Regions from separate parts of the Homo sapiens genome. Here region 1 is linked to region 2. Evidence: chromatin loops called from intact Hi-C (ENCODE). Cell type or tissue: K562. All regions are shown on one strand.

Region 1 (2,500 bases), 220 kb after region 2:
GAGGATCACTTACTTGAGCCCAGGAACTTGAAACTGCAGTGAGCCGTGAGCACTTCAGCCTGGGCAACAGTGTGAGACCCTGTCACAAAACAAGATCAGTTCAGTATAAGATTTTAAAATCTTTTAACATTTTCTTTTTCTTTAGGGAAAGTGGAAAAATAAGGAACGGATTCTCATCTTTTCTTCCAGAGGAATAAATTTTAGAACAAGACATTTAATGCAGGACTTGAGAATGTTGATGCCTCATTCTAAAGCAGGTGCCTTTATATCATATACTTTAGAAATTTCTATCTATAAACTTACCTATTTTTATGTTTTCACTTATTTTATATATTCTTCATTTGTTCAGTGTTCTCACGAAAAAAACACAATGCCTTTTATCCTTTCAAGTGCCACAATTTTTCCAGTTAACATTTCGTAAGAAATTCTTTAGATTTCATTAGGTAGATTCTTTACTTTTTAAAACAGGTGTCCTAATATTATTGAAACATTTCTTGAAGGTCCAGGAATGCCTTCACTGTAATGCTTCTGAAGGTCCTGAGATAGGTGGGATGGTTTGTCCTAAGTGCTAAGGACTGCCACATGTTGCTTTTTGGGCCTTTTTTTTTTTTTTTTTAACTGTTTTTATTGAAAAATGGACCTGGGATAGAATTCAAAGCACTTTTTAAGTTGGAGTCAGAGCCTATTTCTAAATGCCAGGTTATTTATTTATTTTTAAGCAGTGGGTTATTTTACAGGCAAGAACAGTATGGCCGGGCATGGTAGCTCATGCCTGTAATCCCAGCACTTTGGGAGGCCGAGGTGGGTGGAACACTTGAGTCCAGGAGTTCCAGACCATCCTGGGCAACATGGTGAAACCCTGTCTCTACAAAATAAAAAAAAAAAAAAATGAAAAAAGTAAAGTAAATTAGCCAAGTGAGGGGGTCACTTGCCTGCAGTCCCAGCTACTCAGGAGTCTCAAGCAGGAGGATGGCTTGAGCCCAGGAGTTCAAGGCTGTCATGAGCCGTGATTGCGCCACTACATTTCAGCCTGGGCAAGGAGCAAGACCCTGTCTCAAAAAAAAAAAAAAAAAAAAAAAAAAGTTTGGAACAGTGGAGTGGCAGCGCCATCATATGGCTGTTGTTGTGCTTATGTTGAGAGGTGCTTTGGGGTTTTTTTGTTTTTTGTTTTTTATTTTTAAAATTTTAACTTATTTTAGATTCAAGGAGTATATGTGCAGGTTTGTTACACGGGCATAAAGTCAGTTTTCTTTGACACCTAAGATTAAAAAGTGAAAGATATTTTCATTGAAACTGGTTTCCTTTAACACAGTCTTTGGTTTGTGAGAATTTTCCCATTTTTGAAAAGGATTCCTAGAATACCTAAATATTGAGAAACACTGCTTACACTATAATTTCTAATTCTTACAGACTATATTTTACTTATTTTCTTTACATTTACAAAGAGTCAAGATTTTTGAGCGATTGTTTCCAGCTCTTGTTTTGAAAATTAGTAATAAAATCTCCTTTAAACTGAAGAGTGTAAAAACACTTTATTTTCTGGATAGCATATGTGGTTTGATTGAAATAACTTTGAAATCACCTTTAATTTACTTGCTTTTTCTTTTTTTTCTTTTTCTAGATACTAAAATGGATCGTAAGGATAAGCTATTTGTGATTAACGAGGTAATTTTGGAAAGTAATTGCAACAAAATATTTTTAAAATGTTAACAGTGGCTTATTTCAAAACTAAGTCATTCAGTGACTTTAAAAATTATTTTGTAAAAACTATTCAGACACATTTTATTAACTCTTCAATAACTGGTCTTCCAAATTTTTATCTCTCACAGTTTAGTGCTTCATTCATTTCTGTTTGTTTTGTCTGAACAAGCATATTGAAATTTCCTCAGGAGAAGGATTATGTCCCATTTTTTAACCCTGTAGTGTCTAGTATTATGCTAAATCCATAGTAGGTACTCAAAAAATTATCAGTCAACATATATAAAGTAAAATAAGTCCATTAAACATATATATATATAAAACCCACATGGTAAAAAGTGTTTTGCCAGTATTAAAAGTGATTTGTGTGGAACTGGCTATTAAGGTATTACAAACTGAATAGGTTACATTTTCAAAGTATTGTTTAAGATACTACACTTAGGTATTTTTTTTAACCTCTGGAAGCACAGAACATAAATTTACATTTTAAAGCAAAATTTTCAAAACTTAGAAGAATTAGGATCATTTTTTCACTATTAGCCTTCTTTAGAGCACAAATTTTTGAACCTCTGCTGTAATACCACATTATTCTATGTGCTGTAGAAACTGTTCAACAGAGCAATGTCCCTGTCATTATGGAACTTACATTCTAATGGAGACAGGCCATAAACAAGGTTTATAATTTCAAGTAAAGACAGGAGAAATAAAGCAGGTTATAGGTTTTGGACAGCTGAGGCTACACCGGAAAAACCTGTTCAAAGGGATGGTGTTTAATATTTGAGCAGAGACGTAGTGAAGGAGA
Region 2 (2,500 bases):
GTGGCCATTCAACATCGCAGGAGTTTAGAGAAGACTTCATAGAAGGTGAGTTAGGGGCTGAGCCATCACGATTGGGTAGGTTGGGATTAACAGAGGAAACCAGTACTAATGAGTAGAGGTGGGGTGAAGAGACTCTAATGGAGAAGGATATATACATGGGCAAATAACAGAAAATCAAGTGTGATGGGAGGTATGGGCCTCTCTATACGTCATTGAAAGCCTGGAATGGGTGGGGTGGGTGAAATAGAAGAATGAGGTTTCAAGTTGATTACATTTTCACTGTAGGATGATTTGGGGTTTTGAGAGACCGTAACCAGAAAAGGGGGCCAGGACTAGGGCCAGGGCTAGGCTGGTGGCTGCTGTGGGGCAAGAACGACGGGATTTGAGTGTGCGTGGGGATGAAGAGCAAGCAGGGAGGGAGCCTAGATTCCCTGCTGATACACCAAGGAAAGTCTCTCCCTTGCACTGCCACACCCTGTCCTGCCGTGCCAGCCAAGTGTGAGTGCCCCTCATCTCCTGAGAAATCTGGCGTGGCCTTAGCATTTCATTAGGCAACTTGGTGGGAAGACACACTAGAAAACATGAAAGGTGAGATCTCTTTGATTAAACAAGAATGTTTGGGTACAACTATTTACCACTAAAATACACTTAGCTACTAGGCATCATTCTAAGCAACTTAACAAACTGTGATTTATTTATACCTCTCATTAGAGAAGTGCTGTATGTATTCCCAGTTTACAGATGAGAAAACTGCAACATGGTATCTTGCTATGTTGGTTTCCAAAAGTGGCTGTAACAAAGTACCCTAAAGGGAGTGGCTTAAACCAGAGGTCAGCAGCCTCAGCTCCTTCTGGGGCTGTGAGGAAGAATCAGCCGTGTCTCTCCCCAGCTTCTGGTGGTTTGCTGGCAATCTTTGGTGTTTCTTGGCTTATAGGAGCATCATCCTGATCTCTGCCTCATCTTTGTATAGCGTTTTCCCTGTTTGCATGTTTGTTACCAAATTTCCCCTTTAATAAGGACCTCAGTTGTATGGGAGTAGGGGCCCACCTTATTCTTAACTAATTACAGCTGCAGTCCCCCTATTTCTAAACAAGGTTACATTCTGAGACATTGGGGGTTAGGGCTTCAACATATGGATTTTGGGGGAAACACGATTCAGCCATAACTCTTGTCCAAATCACAAAGCTAAAGTAGGGTGCAGAACTTGCACCTGGGAACTCTGGGTGCGGAGCCAGTGTCCTGCCACTGCTGGTGCACACGGGTGTTTGCTGTCAGGAGAACAAAATATGATGATTCCAGCCGGCCAAGTAAAGGCCTGGACTTGAATTTCAAATTCCTCATTCCAATTTCCAGTGGAAACTGACAGATAGTAATCATGGGTAATCTTTGACCAAAACATGCTTCAGTGACAGGGACGCCTAGGAGCCAGGTACTGGATTAGCTTTCTGAAAGCTTCTGGTGCTAGAGATAAGGAGGGTGGGGAGAGGGGCGGAGAATATGGAAATCAAAGCGGTCAGACTTGTTTTGAGCTGGGTGGGGCCTGGAGAAGAGGCCCAAAGCGCAAATTGGGAACTGAGACTTCAGGTAGGTATGTTTTAAAATAACAAAAAGTACATTTTTTGTTTTAAAATAACAAAGGGTATGATTTAGCCTAGGTTGGCTGTGCTTGTGAAGGTTTGGTGCACAGTTTTCCCCTGGGTGGTGGTTTCTGATGCTGGGTTCAGGTCTTTGGGAGTTGTAGGTGCCTGGTGAATAACTGGAGGGCGGACTGTTTTGTAAGCTCTGGTCAGTGTTCAGTGAGTTAAGTCCAGCAGTCATTGGAGTCTATTGCTGTAGACTCTTGCCTTTTTAGGTGCATTTGGAAAATCCACCTAAGCCCTTTCCCCATGGTGAACAAGTGGCTTTAGGTGGCAAGTGGCAGTCTTGGACACAGTAGGACATGTGGGATACTTGTCCTTGCTCTCCCTGCAGTTCCAGCCCAGTTCCTACACTAGTCATTGTGTTGAATGAATGAGTGACTAAATGTAAAATGGAAATACTGACAGTTTATCGTCAACACCCTGTGGCCCCTCTCTGTTCAGCATTTACCACTTTATCCATGTAATGGACAGAAATAAAAGGTCAGTAGGGTTTTCTGGATGTGTTTCCTTTAGGATGCTCTGCATGCCCTCTTGGCCATGTCTGTGCTGTGTGAAATTAACAAGTATCATTGGAGGCCTTGGCTTGTTACCTACAATCTACCTGTGTGCTTATTTTGTACCCAGACTGTGAAATTATTTTGTATCTATAGCTCATTAGCTCAAGTGGTTGAAGAACCACACTAAAGAGCCACAGTTATGAATTTAGACCTTGTGTAGGCTAATTAACTAGCCTGTGTTCCTTGGGCAGAAAATTACCTAAATTTAGACCCAATTTAACTGACTGGCATCTGTGTCTGTGGTCAAAAAAGAGACTGACTTCTTAAGAGCATTGCAACTCCTTACCAGAAACATAAGAAAAG

The links. A loop is a pair of places that touch in the nucleus more often than their neighbours do. Peaks named below come from ENCODE experiments on the same cell type or tissue, not always from the same donor. Only the 100,000 strongest peaks of a DNase experiment are listed, where the experiment ranks them.
Region 1: a loop joins it to region 2, with 2.8 times the contacts of the local background. A loop is called at or near these places in 2 of 110 quality-filtered maps.

What each region holds. Positions count from the first base shown.
Region 1 is chr5:34,918,219-34,920,718 of GRCh38, forward strand. It overlaps BRIX1 (biogenesis of ribosomes BRX1), which reads left to right. Exons shown (of 10, transcript NM_018321.4): 2 at 146-257; 3 at 1,622-1,665. It also overlaps a transcript of TTC23L not described here. Among named protein-coding and RNA genes, the nearest start is that of BRIX1, 3.8 kb to the left of the region's middle. In K562, a CTCF peak has its summit at 1,120; no DNase peak of the experiment used is centred here; H3K4me3 peaks cover 183 bases.
Region 2 is chr5:34,698,520-34,701,019 of GRCh38, forward strand. The region is part of intron 2 of RAI14 (retinoic acid induced 14); the gene reads left to right. Among named protein-coding and RNA genes, the nearest start is that of RAI14, 43 kb to the left of the region's middle. RefSeq lists enhancers at 1,673-2,174, 2,175-2,500. In K562, no CTCF peak of the experiment used is centred here; DNase peaks (open chromatin) are centred at 832 and 1,482; H3K4me3 peaks cover 209 bases.